Regions from separate parts of the Mus musculus genome. Here region 2 is linked to region 1. A link is a loop called in an ENCODE intact Hi-C map of the cell type or tissue named here. Cell type or tissue: left cerebral cortex. All regions are shown on one strand. Each heading gives the region's core, and the rest is flanking DNA. Links, peaks and the distances in the headings are about the cores only. Region 1 holds the start of Exoc6 (exocyst complex component 6). Region 2 holds the start of Gm32294 (a long non-coding RNA gene).

The links. A loop is a pair of places that touch in the nucleus more often than their neighbours do. Peaks named below come from ENCODE experiments on the same cell type or tissue, not always from the same donor. Only the 100,000 strongest peaks of a DNase experiment are listed, where the experiment ranks them.
Region 2: a loop joins it to region 1, with 2.3 times the contacts of the local background. A loop is called at or near these places in 2 of 42 quality-filtered maps.

What each region holds. Positions count from the first base shown.
Region 1 is chr19:37,546,049-37,555,109 of GRCm38, reverse strand. It overlaps Exoc6 (exocyst complex component 6), which reads right to left and starts at 4,692. Exons shown (of 22, transcript NM_175353.2): 1 at 4,545-4,692. The coding sequence starts at 4,645. Gm41842 (a long non-coding RNA gene) reads left to right here and starts at 8,796. Exons shown (of 2, transcript XR_877841.1): 1 at 8,796-9,061. In left cerebral cortex, for the core only: a CTCF peak has its summit at 4,223; DNase peaks (open chromatin) are centred at 4,156, 4,551 and 4,964; H3K4me3 peaks cover 1,623 bases; H3K27ac peaks cover 779 bases.
Region 2 is chr19:37,491,926-37,500,986 of GRCm38, reverse strand. Gm32294 (a long non-coding RNA gene) reads right to left here and starts at 7,388. Exons shown (of 3, transcript XR_386679.2): 1 at 7,354-7,388; 2 at 6,317-6,589; 3 at 5,023-5,468. In left cerebral cortex, for the core only: a CTCF peak has its summit at 4,100 (motif pointing left); DNase peaks (open chromatin) are centred at 5,380, 5,536, 5,922, 6,581 and 2 more places; H3K27ac peaks cover 229 bases.

The DNA.
Region 1 (9,061 bases), core at 722-8,721:
GAGGCTGAGGCAGCAGGTGTTACAGAAGAAGTTCAGAACTAGCCTGAACTACAATTGTCTGGAAGAAAGAAAAAGTAAGTAACTTAATGGACATTTCAAAATCTCATTAAAATAAGGAAATTGGACTTTCGCTAGATTAAATGTGCTAGCTGAAAAAAAAATCTTCCTACAGAAATTAACTCTGAAATGTTTAAATGGTCAATATTACATGAGAGTAATTTGGCAAACAACCCTCGTTTGATAATTAATTTATAAAGTTGCCTACTTCTTGGTTTTGATCATTTTATTCAACTAAGACTTTTCCTAAGTATGTACTTGCTGACCCCTATGTTAGCATTACTCTAATAATATTTAAGATTATAAAAAGGTAAGGAGGGTGGTTTAAGTATGCTTGGCCCAGGGAGTGGCACAGTTTGGAGGTGTGGAAGAAGTGTGTCACTATGGGTGTGGGCTTTAAGAACCTCATCCTAGCTGCCTAGAAGCCAGTCTTCTCCTAGCAGCCTTCAGATGAAGATGTAGAACTCTCAGCTCCCCCTGCACCATGCCTGCCTAGATGCTGCCATGTTCTCGCCTTGATGATAATGGACTGAACCTCTAAACCTATAAGCCAGCCCTGTTGCGGTAAATCTCCAACCCAAATAAACCAGGGCAACGAAAACACAACTCTGCCCAGCAACACTACTCCAACACTGCCCCAATTAAACGTTGTCCTTATAAGACCTGCCTTGGTTCACAGCAGTAAAACCCTTACTAAGACAGCAAGTCTGTACTCAAATAAACTGAATCATTATTTTGACACTTTTTAACATGTCTAAAAATAATTACCAGACTTCGGTTAACTTTAAAACCTAGATATTTAATGAATAATCATTTAATCATCTGATTGCTAAGTACAATGGAATACTAGGAGACTGACTATCAAACACAACTGAATTGAATGCTTTTGTTTCCCCTTTCTCTATGTCCTGCAGAGGCTTTATTTATATCTACGACGGTTACTGAAAGTGACTTCACTTTCAGTTTGCTCCACTTTATGAACGTGTGCAAAAGATGCTTGTAACTACAGAAGGCTGTGTGTTGTGAGCTTCATTAGTCTGATGGCAATACTGCCCCAGTAGTTTCGAAGTGAAACATATTCACTGGCTAAAAGTTGAAACTGTAACCAGTAGTTAAAACCATACTAGGAAAACCAGTGACAGAGAACACAGGTGTGTTTTGAAAGTGTTTTTTTCCAGAGTTGGTGGCCAATCTTTGTAATCTCGGCACTCAGAAAGCTGATGGAAGAGAACTCTAGTGAATTCCAGGATAGCCTGGGCTACTTAGGAAGTTTGAAGTGGGGGGTGGGGGGCAGTGAGAAAGAAAAAGGAAGTTAAACAGTAACTATCAATTTTTTTTTTTGTTCTCTTTCACACTTTAAAAACTTATCAAAAAGTCCAAAAAGCTTTTGCTTACGTGGATTACGGCTATCGATATCACTGCATTAAAAATTAAAGTGAGGAGCAGCAAGATGGCTCAGTAGGTCAAAGTACTCGCTGCACAAGCCTGGCAGCCTGAGGACAATCTCTGGAATCCAAATAAAAGTGGAATGTAGTACATTCTGTGACTTCCACACGCACATCATGGCATGTGCCCGTGCATATGCATACACACACACACACACACACACACACACACACACCTCACACACATACACAGTGAGGGGGCATACCATACACACATACAAACATAATAAGTTACATTTAAATTTTTTAAAAAAAAATTAAAGCCGTGACAGGACATGGCAACACACGTTGTAATCCCAGCATTCAGAAGGCTGAGACAGAAAAATTACTTGAGTCCAAGATGTTGGAGATCATTCTTGGTAATGCAGAGAGACCCCCATCTTCAAAGAAAAAGAAAGAAGAGAGAAAAGGAAGGGGAGAAGAAGGGAGGGAGGGGGAAGGAAGGAGGGAGAGAAGACGGAATGAAATTAAAAGAATGTGTAGAATTAAGTTGTTTGTTCTGGAAGGGAAGAGCTGCCATGACAGACTCTGTGCAAGCTAGAGAATCAGAACCAGGAACACAAGTCTGTGGAAATCAGAAATCCAGGGACCCACAGGGACTCCCACAGAAGTCTCAGCGTCCCACAGAAGGGTTCCAGAAGTCCCAGTCTCCAAAGGCAGGAGGAGATCCATGTTCCAGCACACGAAGAGAGAACTCAGGGGCTGGAGAGGGAGCTCAGCGGTGAAGAGCACTGGCTGCTCTTCTAGAAGACCCAGGTTCAGTTCCCAGTACCCACGTGGTGCCTTGCAACATGGAGTCCAGTCCGTAACACCCGCTCCTGGAGATCTGACATCCTCAGCACCAGGTTCACGAACAGTGCAGACACACATGCAGGAAAAAAATACTCATACACATAAGATAAAATAAAATAAAAACAATTTTGAGAGAGAGTGCGTGTACACACACACACACACACAGACACACACACACAGGCCCCTTTTCTCTGTTCTTTCATTGTTAGACCCTGCTCAGTTCGCTAGGTGAGGTGCGCCCACATTGCTGAGGTAAGGCAGGATTCACAGCAAGAATCGCAACTCTGCCTATAATCTAGATCTTACACAAGCCCAAGAATCTAAAGTAAGGTTGATATCCAATACCCTATGTGCTATGCACCTGCACAGCTACTAGATTATTCTCTAGTGGGCGTCAGGATGTTTGGATACCTCACCCAGACAATATATAATTTAAAACTTGACCAGAATGGTAGCAATCTCAACAAGCTGTGGCAGAGGCAGGTAGATCTTGGTGAGTTCAAAGCCAGCCTCATCTACATGGTGTGTTCCAGGACAGCCAAGGCAATATAGTGAAATAGTCTCAAAATACGTTAAACTGCTGACCTCTATTATAAGCCACTCCTACTGGGTGATGGCCAGTCCTGATGTGTATCATTCCTAGGGTCCAACAAAGGGACTTGATTTCCAGCCTCCTGAAAACCAGGGGTAACATACCAATGAGGATTCATTTTCTAGTCCACACTGGCTGGGTAGCTACCAAAGACAAAAGTGCATTTCCTGACCCCTGGCAAATGAACTGCTTCATGAACACATTAAGGAATGGCTGTCCTATGAGACTGGAGAGGTCCTTCAGTGGAATCTAGATGTCACAAAGTTTTCTTTGAGTCTGACTCCTATTTTAAACTACTGTATATGTAAAATTCATGTAAGAAAATTAACAATAAGGAGCTGGGCATTGGTGATGCACACCTTTAATCCCAGCACATGGGAGGCAGAGGCAGGTAAACCTCTGAATTTGAGGACAGCCTGGTCTACAAAGTGAGTTCCAGAATAGCCAGGGCTACACAGAGAAACCCTGTCTAGCAAACAAAAACAAAGGAAAGAAAAAGAAAATTAAAAGATACTAATGAGGCCTTTGCATATCATAGCAGGAACTTTCTGTAATAAAAAAACATAACCTGCCTATTAAGTGCTTGGAGGTAGAGAATAAATGGGCAAGATCTCTCATGTTCTAAACAACTTCCCACCCCCACCCCCACCCCAACCCCACCCCGTTCTACAAATACAAAAACAAGGCCAAGGGGGTTAAATGATTTTTTCAGTCATCAGTGACAGGTTTATGAGAAAGAAACAAGAAACACACCACATGATCTGGCTCCCTGGGGCAAAGTGAATTTACAAGTTGAACTGACTTCATTTTATCTACATTTACAGTGAGAAAACAGAATTCCATTTCCAGGAAGTGTGTCCTGAAGAAAGACTACTGACAAAGCACAATCCGTCTCAAATTCCCTTAATGAACCACAAGTTCATTCATCCTAATTGCAAAAGATGAAATTGTAATCCTTGAAGTGTCTAACCTAGTGTTAATGGCTAATAGCTCTGTACCAGTACCAGTCTATGGGGGCAGAAAGTATTCCGTCCGGTATGGACTATTCATTAACTGGTACTATTCCTAAAGAGAGTGGGTTTGGATCCATTTAAAATACGCTGAAATTTTAATACAAAATCAACATAACGTTTGTCAATAAGTAAAAGCTTCCTGTCCCAAGAGCATCGTCACCCCTGCGTGAACTCGAGCTGTCAGCCCACGCTCGCGTCTCGCCCGGGGAGAAGGGTGCTGCAGCGTGGGAGAAAGGTGCTGGCGTCTCCCGCTCAATTTCAATTCTCCCACGCCCAGAGCAGTCAGTGCGCTGGGGTTTCCATCAGCGCGCAACTTGGCACCGGGATCAGTCACGCCGGCCACCTGCAGGTGACCTTCGTCCCCAGCACAGAGCAGACAGCCTCCGCCTAGGGGTCAGGGCCTTGGGGCATCAAGGCCCTAGGCTGGGGCGGCTCTCCGGGTCAGAGACACCCTGGCAGCCACACCCACAGGCGGCGCGGTGACAGGTGCCCGGGCCCTCCGGGTCCCGCAGCCCACGAGCGCCCGCCCCCGCGCGCACCACCTGTCGGGCCGACGCGCGCGCACCCGGCAGCGGACGCCCCGCCCGGCTCCTAAGGAGTCCCTGGTCAGGGCAGCCCGAAAGCCGGGGCATGTGAGAACTTTACCGGAGGGTGGGCCCTACGCAGGCGGTGTCGGTGCTTTCGATCTCCTGCAAGATCCGCTCGTGCTCCGGGACCGTGCCCAGAGCCTCGCAGCTCTCCGCCATCTTGGCTGGAAGCGGAGGCGCCGGCCGGGCGCGGCGGCGCGCGGACCACAGGAGCGAGCGGCAGGTGGCGCAAGCGCGGCGCGGCGCTGCGGGGCGGGGAGGGGCGGGGCCTGGAGGGGTGGGGCGCAGTGGGTGGGGCCCGCCCGGGTGGAGCCCGCCCCTGGGGAGGTAAGGATGACCTGGAGAGGGTGGGGATCGGGGCGGGGGGGGGGGGTGGCCGGGAGGGGAGGGGAACCACCACCTCCATCTTTCCTCGCGACCTGCCCTTAGTTATCTAGAGATGTTTTAGTGCAGTGTGTGCTGTTGTGCACTGCAGGTACCCTAGCAATAACGGAGGTGACCCTCGGTCACACGCCCTCAGTAATAGTGATAGAAGCTACTGAGCACCTGATGGGCTTTAAATAGTGGGGAGTCAGAGAAAAGCAAATGCTTTCCCGAAAATCAAAACTGAGTGTGTCGTTGAGATTTATTTTAAGAACAAACAAAAATTCTATACCTCGACTGCTCTGAAAAAATCGTGTCCCCTGCCGGATGCAAGTTCACCGAGGTTAGTCATATTGGACATAAACTATCAAAATGAGGGAAAATGAGAACAAGACTAAGGCGCTTGCTGGCAACGTAGAAAAGAGGCCCAGGGCAATGTTGGATTTCATGCTGAAGCTCTTGAATCCAAGCGCTCCCAGGGAGTGGTAGCTGGGCTGGGGTGGGAATAGACTTCTAGGGGGAAAGAATGAGCAATAAAGTGGTAGAAGGAAATGGCAGGTGGCTTGAGCAAAGGGACACATGTAGAAAAAGAGGCTTGCTTAACAACCTGTATCTAGGACACCGTGTAAACCAGCTTGTCATGATCAAAGCACTGATGGAAGATTAGTCAGAAAAGAGTTCAAACCTAGCCAGAGGGACAACTAATTTTCTGCTCTCCCTAAGTTCAGGAGCTCTGAGCTTCCCTGTGAGTCAGGCAGGCTTTGCACGAGCCAGCTGTCAGACTCACTCTCTTCCCTGGGCCTCTACTACCAGCTTTTTCCCTCTTCTTCCTCCTTTTCCTCCTTCTCCTTTTCTCCCTCTTCCTCCTCCTCTTCCTCCCCATAAGAAATCCTGGGAGATGATATTGAGAAACAATTAAGAACATGTCCTCTGAAGACAACTGTCCCAAACCCCACTCAGTCATGTGACACTAGGCAAAACTTAATACTTTTCTATCTCAGTGTCCCCAGCCGCAGCTGCTAATAACTGTGGTATCTACCTTGTACTACATCCTATATTATATTAACTTCCATTATTTCTGTAACAAATGCCAGAGCATAAAATGACTCAAGTGTAATCTGTTAGAATGCTCACTGGGCTATAGTCAACATGGCGACACAACTGCATTTTTTTCCAGACTCTAGGAAAGAATTTGTTCCTTTTCTTTGCCAGATTCCAAATGCTATCATAGTCTTTGCCTATGACTTTCTCACTGTGTGGCTCTGGTAGCCTTGAACTCACTACATAGACCAGGCTGGCCTTGAACTCACAGATGTCTGACTGCCTCTGCCTCCCAAGTGCTGGGATTAAAGGTATGAACCATCATATCCGGCCCCCTTTTAATAAAAGTTTTTGGGGCTGGAAAGATGGCTCAGTGGTTAAGAGCACTGACTGCTCTGCGGAAGGTCTTGAGTTCAAATCCCAGCAACATATGGTGGCTCACAACCACCTGTAATGAGATCTGATGCCCTCTTCTGGTATGTCTGAAGACAGCTACATTGTCGGGGCTGGAGCGAGTAGAGGTCCTGAGTTCAATTCCCAGCAACCACATGATGGCTCACAGCCATCTGCACAGCTACTGTGTACACATATACATAAAATAAATTTACTTTATGTGTACTAGTGTTTTGCCTATATATGTGTGTGTGTATACACACACACACACACACACACACACACACAACAAACAGAGTTCAGTAAGGCTAGAAGAGGGTGTCCGCAACTGGAATTACAGACAGTTTTTACCCATCATGTAAGTGCTAGGAATCAAAGCCAGGTCTTCTGCTAAAGCAGCAGATGCTCCTAACAGCTAAGCCATCTCTCCCCAGCCAAGTTTTATTTACTTCGCACACCTGAGTCCCAGAAACTTCAGTGCCTGCTGGCTTGGAGAGCCAGAGAATCCACTACACCGGACTGCGCGTCCCACCAGGGATCAGTGCCACTACAAGTCAGAGTAAAGCCACGGAAGCCTCCTCCCTCTTCCACTGTCTCTTTGGTACAAGGGAATCCAGCCTTCTCTGGGAAATCCCACTTCCTTGTGCTTTCAGAATATGAATAACAACAGCAGCAACAACAAAATGTGTCTCTCCTCTGACTGACAGTATTGTCCCATGTGTTAAGGTCCTTGAGTTCATATAACTTTTTTTTTAATTTGCAACTATAATAGTTCCTCATAGAATTCTTAACATAGCAGAGAAAATGGAGGTCTGTTTGTTTGTTTTTTAACCAAAGAACACTGAAGTTATTCCGAAGTAACTGAAGAATTTAGGATGCATTAGTCCAAACAGGTCAAAGCGAAGGGTAGAACATAAGTACCCCGTGATCGGTACCAATTAGAACTTTAAACTATGAAAGTATTATTGTAATGATTTTATTGTTTGTTTGTTTTATGAGACTCTGTGTTGCTCTGGCTGTCCTGGAACTCACTCGGTAGATCAGGCTGACCTCAAATGGAGAGATCTATCTGCCTCTGCGTCCCAAGAACTGGGATTAAAAGCATGTGCCACCACAACTGGCTTAAACTATGAAATTATTAGTAGTTTCTTCAAAATTGCTTTTTTGTGTGTGTGCATTGACCTTAAAGTTACCTTAATAGAAACCTGCGGCTCAGTGTAGATCAACTGCAAGTCCCCTCCGCCCATATCCATCTAGAGTTCAGTGTGAGAAACAGTATTTATGGGCTTCTGTCAAAGGATATAAATCTCACCGCTATTCGTGCAAATGGGTCTTTATTAAAAATAAATTCGACTCGCCTCTGCTGACTGCTTCTCCAGCTCCCCAGGCAGCCCTAGCTGGTGTGCGTGCTCCCTACTTGCAGGTTCAGCTCTCGAGAATGGGAAAGAAGGCTGAAAACTGAAAGCCTTGCAAAACAATGAGGACAGATTTTTCTCTCTCCTACAAAGAAGTAAAAATCTAGTTCCTTCTACAGCAAAGTCCGGAGCTCAGGAAGTAAGCAAGGCTAGAATGCATGGTTCTGGAGAGTAAAGTGGGTTATGCATGTAAGAGCGGCTTGTCGGACTGGCCAGCTTACAGCTAGCAGCCGTCTCCTGCAGAGGTGCTCTTCTCCTAAGCATTGGCCTCACAGACCTTTTCCCTCCTCTTCACAATCTTCATAGCATCTGCCCAAAGCCAGTTCACAGTGCTTCCCTTGGGAAGCCAGGGATGCTAGAAGATGCCTCTTACTGGGCCCCTTCAGTCCCCCGCCCAGAGAAACTGCCCGGCTGTCAGGACTGGTCATTCTTCTGCTCGATTCAAAGGGAAGTTGGTCCAGTTACCACTTCTCCATCGAAAGCAGTTTTTGCTATTTCCTCTCTGTGGCTTTCTGATAGTTCTGTTAGTACCTAAAGGGTTTTTTGATTTTTGTTTTGGGAGGTTTTTTGTTTGGTTTGGTTTTTGCTAAGAATTTAAATCTAAATGTGTTTGTAACTACACTTTTCTGTCTTTGACTTTGTTTTGGTTGCTTGCTCAGTTGGTGGTTGGTTCGTTGGTCCTTATTGAATTAACGGCCTTGAGCATGCTAGGCAAGTGTTAACAGTCTAACAGACTCTCCAAGATGAAAATGGCGGCCATGGAAAAGCCCAGCACCTCCCTCCCTCCCTTCAACCCCCCAGAGAGGACCAGTAAGCATATCTTAAAGCTAAAAGTGTATATATTTCCAAACCTTTGCTTCCCTTCTTCTGTGAGTTGTAAGAGTGCCATGGGAAAGCTAGAGAGAATTAGGAAGTTTTGGCTTTGTTTTTCTCCCTGGGCTGGCCAAACTATAATAAACCCAGTTTCTTTTTACTTTTTACTGATTTGTGGTCTCCCCTGGTTCCTTCTTGTGTCTTGTGTGTGTGTGTGTGTGTGTGTGTGTGTGTGTGTGTGTGTGTGTGAGAGAGAGAGAGAGAGAGAGAGAGAGAGACAGAGACAGAGACAGAGACAGAGACAGAGGAACAGAGGAACAGACAGAGGGGGGAGAGAAAGAGGGAGAGAGAGAGATCATATGGCTGCAGCTGCATACACATGGGAATTATAGAAGAACCTGGGATGCTGGCCCTCACCTTCCGCCTTGCTTTGAGACAGCTCTTTGTGCTGACTTGTGAGCTTCCATGGCTTCTCCTATCCCTACCTCCCATCTCACAATAGGACCACGGAGATTCCAGAGCCGCACTGCTGGGCCCAGCTTTTTGTCTG
Region 2 (9,061 bases), core at 270-8,269, 54 kb after region 1:
GTATTTAGGCAAAGCAAGTGTCCAAGAGACTGAGAAAAAAGAATCAAGGCACGTGGGGGGGGGGGTGATGAGAAAGGACACCAGATCACTATAGCTGGTGACCAGGGACCAGCTCACAGATATAATGCCGTTGAATCTAAGGGTCAAGAGGATGAGTCTAAAACGGAGAAGTTATGGAGGTCAGAGATTCGAGAAGGTTGGGTTTATCCCCAACCCAGAAGAAAAATACTTTGGAAATTAAGGGAGACACTGAAAACTCCTTAAAAGAACCAGTTTTCATTTAAAGTAAGAGTTAAGAAAGAAAGCTTGGACTTCAATTATTGCTCTCTTGCGCTCTCTCTCTCTCTCTCTCTCTCTCTCTCTCTCTCTCTCTCTCTCTCTCTCTCTCTCAGTGCTGGATTTTAACCCAGGGTTTTGTACATGTCAGACAAACACTCTATTACTGAGCTACATCTCTAGCTGTCAGGGGAAAAAAGACTTCTCTAACCAATAAGCAAGAACAGCTAGTCTACCTCTAGATCACTGAAAACATTATGGGTTTCTTTGGGTTGACCTGATTGCTTCCTTCCTTCCTTCCTTCCTTCCTTCCTTCCTTCCTTCCTTCCTTCCTTCCTTCCTCCCCCACCACCATCCCTCCCTCCCTCTCTCCTTCCCCCCTCCCTCTGGACCTCCCTTCCTTCCTTTTTCCTCCTTCCCTCCCTCCCTCTCTCCCTCCATCTCTTCCTTCCTTCCTTCCTTCCTTCCTTCCTTCCTTCCTTCCTTCCTTCCTTCCTTCCTTCCTCCCTTCCTTCCTGTCTTTAACACAGGACAACACACATCCCAAACAAGTGCTCCATCACTGAGCTACATCCCACCCACCCCACATTCTACCTTTTATTTTGAGGCAGAGTCTCAGGAAATTTCCCAGGCTGACTTTGAGCTTGTGTGTCCTTCTGCCTCAGAATCCCAAGTAGCTGGGCTCACAGGCCTTTGCCCCTAGGCTCAGCTCTCAACTAGGATAAGACCCAGAGTCCAGCACATAAAGGACAAGGCAATGCCCTAGGTATGGTTCCCAGGCTTTTCACCATCTGAGGAGACCAGCCCAGAGGGGAGCAGATTCTAAAAGCTAAACCTGATCAAGCTGGATACTTGCACAGCTGTGTCTTCTTGGGACATTGCCATTGCATTGAGGGAAAGAATAATAATAAGCTATCTGTGTTCAAAAAGAGAGTAGACAAGGCCTGACTTCAGGACTGACCACTTGGTATTGGACAATCAGGAACTCATCCCTGGCAAAGATTAGGTCTCCCATTCCCAAAAGTCATTAGTTGCCTGTAGTTCTTTGTCTAAGGGTGGGACACAGTGAGATTTCCCCCTTCCTCGTTAACTCATCTATTGGTGCTGTCCTTGTTCAGGTCTAGTTTAAACAACCATATTGTCATGTTCTCACGGCTAAAGTATCCCTTTCGTTTCTGAGACTGAGATCTCGTAGCAGACTTCCTCGTCTTCTGGCACTTAGACCATTTTTTGTTAACGCTCCTGTAATGTTCCCTAATCTCTAGGTTTAGGAATTATGTCATAGGTTTGTCCTCCAGGGCTGGCCACCCCATGACCAGTTTGTTTGTTTGTTTGTTTGTTTTCTCTGTTCTACACCAGCTGTGGCTTTCTGGAGAGATCTGTGCCCTGCAAAGAGGAGTTTCTTTGATGAGAGGTGACAGCTAACACCTATATGAGAGAAAGAAAAAATATTTTCCTACAATTTATTTGTTTGGTGTCGGGAGGTTTAGCGGAGCAAGCATTTGCATGTCATGATGCAAGTGTGGAGCTCAAAGAACAACTGTTCCCAAGAGACTCCCACCTTGTTTTTGAGCAAAGTCTCTCGTTTCTGCTGCTGCACTGTATACATGAGCGTCTAAGGATTCTCCTGTCTCCACCTCTGATCTCACTGTAGTAGGAATGCTAAGATTACAGATGTGAACCACTCAATCAATCCGGCTTGTTACCTGTGGTCTAGGAATTGAACTCAGGTCCTCAGACTTAGTCCGCAAGCATTTTTACACACACACACACCCGAACCCCACCCCCACCCCCGAGCTACCTCCTTGGCCCTCAAACGATTTCTAAAGACACTCAACTTTACTAACAGCAAAAGAAACACAAATGAAACTAAACTCCATAAAATTGGATCACTCCAATGGTGATAGGCGTTTGGGGAAGCAAGACCTGTTGTGCTTTTGGGTGGATTGCAAAAGGGTACACGGGCACCCAGTTTAGCAATGCTTATTAAAATTTAAAATGTACATACTCTGTTTTGGTTTTGTTTGTTTTTTTGTTGTTATTGTTGTTTTCAAGACAGGGTTTCTCTGTGTATGTTGCCCTGGCCGTCCTGGGACAACAGTAGCAACTTCACAGACATTCTAACACATGAGCAAAATTATGTTTACACAGGAATACTCAATACTGTGCTGTTTGTTAAGCCAAAAACAACCACCACCACCACCACCACCCAAAAAACCCCAAAACTGAAATAGTCTAAGGTCTAATGCAGCAAACTAAGTAAATAATTTATAGGGCATTATACCTTGGAATTTCTATAAGCTGGAGGAGCAACACAAAACAGCAGGATAAATACGTCTGTATTGACGTCTTATCTATCCTAAATACACCACTGTCTTAGTTAGGGTTTTACTGCTGTGAACAGACACCATGACCATGGCAAGTCTTATTAAAAAAAAAAAACATTTAATTGAGGCTGGCTTACTGGCTCAGAGGTTTAATCCATTATCCTCAATGTAGGAACATGGCAGCATCCAGCAGGCATGGTGCAGGAGGAGTTGAGAGTTCTATGTCTTCATCCAAAGGCTGCTAGTGGAAAACTGACTTCCAGGCAACTAGGGTGAGGATCTTAAGCCCACACCCACAGTGACACACCTATTCCAACAAGGTCACACCTCCAAATGGTGCCACTCCCTGGCCCAAGAATATACAAGCCATCACAACCACTAAGGAAAACATGTAGGATTCAGAAGAGTATGCGAACCAGTTGTCTTAGCCTTTTGTTTCACTTGTTTATCTGTTTTGTTTTTCAAGACAGGGTTTTTCGTGTAGCCCTGGCTGTCCTGGAACTATCTGTTCTGTAGACCAAGCTGGCCTCCAACTCTCAGAGATCCCCCTGCCTCTGCCTCCTGAGTATTAAAGGCATTAAAGGTGAGAGCAACAACGACCTGGCTTCATTTTGGCTTTTTTAAAAAAACAGTGAGATGTTTTGATGTACATTGGAACAGTATGTAATAACTACCATTTGATGTCACTATGAAAGTCTTGAATTTTATCCTTTCTTTCTCCCTCCCTCCTTCCTTCCTTTTTTTGTGCTGAGAACCAAACCCAAAGTCTTGTACATGCTGACAAAGCTCTATCACTGTGCCACTCCTGCAACAAAATTTAAAATCTCTACATTTCTGTGCTTAGGTAGGCATCCATGTTAATAAAACACATTTATTACTTTTGTAATTAGAAAAGAAGATTTTTAGTATCGGTCTACGTCTACGGGAAATGCTGATCTCTGCAGTCAGTGTTTAAAACTCCTATACGAGGGCTCCAGGCAAACGTCCCAATTCTTCTTCCCGAAAAGGGAACACTCAATTCTGCACGGACACTGGGAACATATGCTCTGTGGTGTCTGAGAGTGGGATGAGATCCACCCTGTAGCCACTGTGGAGAAGCTGAGAATTGGCATCCATGGGCAAAAGATAAAAATAAAAAAATAAAACGGCCAAAGAGCTCACTCCAAGGAGCCAGGCAGAGGTGCAAAACCAAGTGGAAGGGCTCTGGCACCCAGAACCAGCCTGCTCTCATCAGAGGTGATTGATGGCTCTGAAGTGGTCCTCCCAACAGAGAAGCTATCCCCACATCCTGCGAGAAAGCCATGAAAATGTAAACCACCAGTGAGTAGCCACAGTGTAACGAAGCAGTGCGGTAGGACCCTGGGCTGGGGACATCTCCAGCAATGTCTCATTGCGTAAAATCTTTGCTGGTGGAATGAGGACGAGAGTTCATCCCAAGCATCTGCGGTGTGGCTCAGGATCATCTCTTAATTCCAGTTCCAGGGGATCCAGCGCCCTCTTCAGGCCTCTCAGGGTACTACACACATGATGTACATACATACATACATACATACATACATACATACATACGCATATATGGGCAGAAAAAATAACCATACAAGTAAAAAATTTTTTTCTTTTTTTTTTCCTTTTTTTTTTTTCCGAGACAGGGATTCTCTGTGTAGCCCTGGCTGTCCTGGAACTAGCTTTGTAGACCAGGCTGGCCTTGAACTCAGAGATCTGGTTGCATCTGCCTCCCAAGTGCTGAAACTAAAGGCAATCTTTTTTTTTTTTTTTTTTCCCCTTTCTCACTCTGGCCCTGCTCACTCCAGCCCAATGATTTATTTATTTATTTATTTATTATATGTAAGTACACTGCCGCTGTCTACAGACACACCAGAAGAGGGCATCAGATCTCATTATGAATGGTTATGAGCCACCATGTGTTTGCTAGGATTTGAACTCAGGGCCTCCAGAAGAGCAGTCAATGTTCTTAACCGCTGAGTCATCTCTCTAGTCCAAAGGCAAAAAGGTAAGCTTTTTTTTTTTTTTTCTAATAAAGAAAGTAAAGATCCTGTTTAATAAATAAATAAGGCAAAAAGGTAAACTTCAGTTCAGTGCTGGCCTCCACATGTGCATGCATGCATATGCACACGTGCACATGTGCACACAGACACATACATATATGCCCGCATGCATTTGGACATGTGTATACAGATATGCCTGTACACTCACAAAAACAAAATAAAAGGCAGGTGCCTTGGCTTACACTTGTAATCTGATTACTCAGGAGACGGAGGGAGGAAAACTGTCAAGGGTTGAGGGCCAGCTTGGGCAACATAGTGAGTTCTAAGCCAGCCCGGGCTGTATCCTAAGACCGTGACTCCAAGAAACGAACATACACCTATCAAAACAACTGAAAGAAGAAGAGGAAGCAACAAACAAAGCATGAGGCTTGTTTTAATATCCTATTTTAGATAGGGTTCAGATGTCGAAAAAGATAAAAATTACCTTCCTAAAGCATACAGGTTTTTAGGTGTAACTACAATTTCTTTCCGGCCAAAGGCCTATGAAAATTGTCATACTTCCTCCATGCAAATATCTGTTAAGACTGCCTTATCATATGACCCCGGCGAGAGGATCTTGTACAGAATGGAGTCCTTCCTCTGACATCTGCTTTTGGGAAAGGAGCTTCATGCTAGACAGTCGCTGCCAGGCGGAACCCTCAAATCTTGAAGTGAAAAGCTTGTGCCGCCGCCATTTCCATCCCCCGAAAGAGCTCTGCGCCCGGTAGCGCTGGGGCAGTCAGCCATTTCCCACTGCAGCAGTGTTGGGTGAGAACTCCTTTTTAGGCAAAGCATAAAAAACGGAGTTGGCTGAGCAGAACTAAAAAAAAAAAAAAAAAAAAAAAAAAAAATCTTGGTCAACAGGGTGGAGCCAGCCCCGGGGCAGAAGTATTACTTCACACTTGCGTTGGCTTCTTGTGGCTGCCAATAGAGGCAGCATCTGGCAGCCATCCTACCAAGGGAAGAGGGAACTTCTAAGGAAGAAAATAACCCTAAGCATAGTGGCTCGCACTTCTAATCCCAGCATCAAGGAGACTGAGGCAGGAGGATTGTTGCAAGTTCTATATCAGCAGCTGGTCCCTGACCAGCTGGCTGCCAAGTGAGACCTGTCTCAAAGAACAAAAATAAAAGAAGAAATTAGTAACGAGTCCTGAGAGATAGAAGAGTATTCAGCCTGGGACCAGAACTCTGTCTTACAGTCTTGCCATTCTGTGGGGCCTGGGACACAGCATCCTTGGTCTTTAGAATGCCATAGGCCTCCTGAGGGAGCCTTTTCTGTAGGCACTTCTCCCACATTCTTGGATGGATGTGATTTATTCTGTGTCAGGGGACTAGGGTGCTGGATGTGTGGGTCGAATGACTGTTGTTCTGTCACTTGGGAATTTGGGATAGGAAAATTCTGAGTGCAAGGCTAGTCTGCACTTGAACGTACATATCGGGTTTTAAGCCAGCCTCTGAGCTACCACAGTGAGACTCTCTCTTAACTAAAATCAACATAAATAGTCTTAGTATGGAGAGGTTAGGGGATCAAAAATTCAGTCATCCTTAGTTTCATACTGTTTTCCATGCCAGCCTCAGCTAAATAAGGCCCTAGCCACACAAATAAACAAACAAACAAACAAACAAACAAACAAACAAAATAGGTTATGAGATGGGTGTTATAATTACCTCCATTTCTCAGTTGGAAAAATGAAAGCCCGGAGAAGTGGGCCAGTGACAGCTGTAGAGAAGCCAGAGTTCAAACCAGGGTGACAGGCTCCACAACTCTTGATGGTTTTCACTAATTCACTTCTCTAAAGTGAGAACCAAGAGCCCTAACATTAAGTAAAGACTTTGCCAGCCCAACTGACACTGTGGATGGTCGTGATCTCGCCTCCTCTCCTGCTAAGTAGTATTTTGGGTTTTCCTTCCTTGAACACAATCAGGCAAATGACAGCAATTCTAAAAGGAGATAAATATAAAAACAAGAAGTGAAACAGGGCAGACACCTGAGCCCCCAAGCGTTGCTGCAAGCAGAGAGCCCATGGAGAGCAACTGCATGGCAGAAAGGGCACGTCCTGTTTAGATAGGCTTTGTTTTGCTACATGGCTGCGTTTGCAGCGAAGTGATAGCAAGTCCTGAGGGTCCACGAAGCCTTTGATGAGTTAAGCACACAAAGGCCCACGTTTTTGATGTAATCTGATAGCATGTAGTTAAGTCCTAGACAAACTGCAACTGTGCGGAAGTGATAAACCCAACTTCCTGCACAAAGCCTCCTGAGATAACACTTTCCATGGACTGGAAGGGGAGAGAGAGAGAGAGAGAGAGAGAGAGAGAGAGAGAGAGAGAGAGCAAGAGCAAGCGCAGGGTATGATTGCTACAGAATTCAAAAGGAACCATCATTCTGTCCTTAATAAATAACTTCTTTTTTTTTTTTTCATGTGGTCCCAGCAACAAAACAGATTACAGATAGGTGACCCTGTGGTGATTTCATGTATGCCTTGATTTGAACTTGAGGCAAAGTTGCTCAAGATTTCTCTCCTAATGATATCAAAGCCCTGAGTCTCAGGTAACTTCTTGGCCCCATAAACTTCACCGAGATGTAGCAAGAATTCAGACGGATGGGACCGAGGCTGCAGGAACTGGCAAGGTGGTGTTCTTAATTGAGCCACTAAAGAGGCCTATTCAGTCTAAATAAACACCCGTTGGAATTAATGCCAACTTACCTAGAGACAGATAGCTGATTCCACATTGCCGAAATGGGGTCAAAGGGGCGATTTCACCGAGTATTTGTGTAGGTTGTGTCATATATAAACAACCAGTAAAAGCCATGTGTGGTGGTAAACATCTAGAATCTTAGTTCTCTGGAGGGGGGAAAGCAGGAGGATCGAATTCAAGGCCAGCCTGGGACAGAGGGCAGGACTGTGTCTCAGAACAACAAAACACCCACTAAGTGGAGAATGTCCTGGGACGTTTCAGGTGACACATCAACTCATTCCTTCACTAACCAGTGTAACTTCTTTTTTCATTAAATTTTATTTCAGTACTAGTAACTTTTCCACATCCATATGTGTGTATCCGTGTCCGTGGGCATGTGCGTGTACAGACAGACATACATGCCCCCGCATGAGTGTGAACACCAGAGGTCAACCTCAGGTGTCCTTTTGATGTTATCTACCTTGTTTTTTGAAGCAAGGTCTAGGATTGACCAATGAGCCCCAAGCAGGGATCTATCTGCCTGTCTCTTTCTCTCTCCATTGCTGATATTAAAAACAGGCCACTACATCTGGCTCTTTTATTTGGGTGCTGGGGATCAAATTCAGCTTGCCAACTGAGTACCTACCTTTGCCCCTACACAGCAAATCCTCTCTGAATTCCCAATATATGCCAGGAAATAATGGTAAACGTGTGGGAAAAAAAAGTTCACAACTTAGAATTTTCCAGCATATGTAGGGAGACAAATAAATGTACAACCCAAACACTATTCAGCCTCTGACAAGGACAGAGTGGTCCCTTTTTTGATGAGGGAGCCATCAGAGATCTAAGCTATGATGCAATGCTGAGGCCTGAATCATCTAGGCAAAGTAAGAACAAAGCAAAGAGCTCCAGGGGACAAGCTATGGCGGGACAGGCAGGCTCTGTGCTGGGGAAAGTCTCTGCCTTTGAGGAATCAAATGAATGAAGAGACAGAGGGAATGTCACCAGGCTGGAAAGTCAGGGGAAGTCAGAGCTTACAGGACTTGTAGATCCCATGTAGGAACTGGGGTTTAGTCTTAAGATCTGGTGAACATTCCACTAACTCTTCCCCACTTTTTTAATATGCGTGGTGTGTGCCTGTATGTATGTATGTATGTATGTATGTATGGTTGAATGGTTGTATGGTTGTATGGTTGTATGTATAGTAGTATGTGTGTGTTCTGATGTACTTCCACAAATACAGGCACATGTATGTGGAGGTCAGAAACTGACACAGAGGGTCTTCCCTGATCACGCTCCGTGTTGTTACATTGAGGTCTGGTTTCTTGCTTGAAGCCAGAGCTTGCCAGTTCGGCTCATGTGGCTTGCCAGCTTGCTCCCCTCCTGGACACTGCCTGCATTCACATGTGAGCTGGGGACCCAAACTCCAGGATTGGCACTGCATGGCAGGTGCTTATGGTTGGGCTAGCTTCCCAGTTCTGTACCCCACTAACTTTGCTAACCTCACGCAGTATTCTGCTTGCCAGGCTCCTTGGTGTCGAATCTCCAAAAGCATACATCAGCTTTAACGTCCATCAAATTCCTCCAGGAATTTAGGGCATCAAAGTTTTCCACTAAGGTTAAGTCTGTTTGACTAAACCTCTAGGTAGGATGGGGGTGGGGGAAGTAGGGCTATAAACAGTAAGCAATTCGACCACAGGTTATTCTATTACTTTAATGTGATTCGAGAGTTATAGT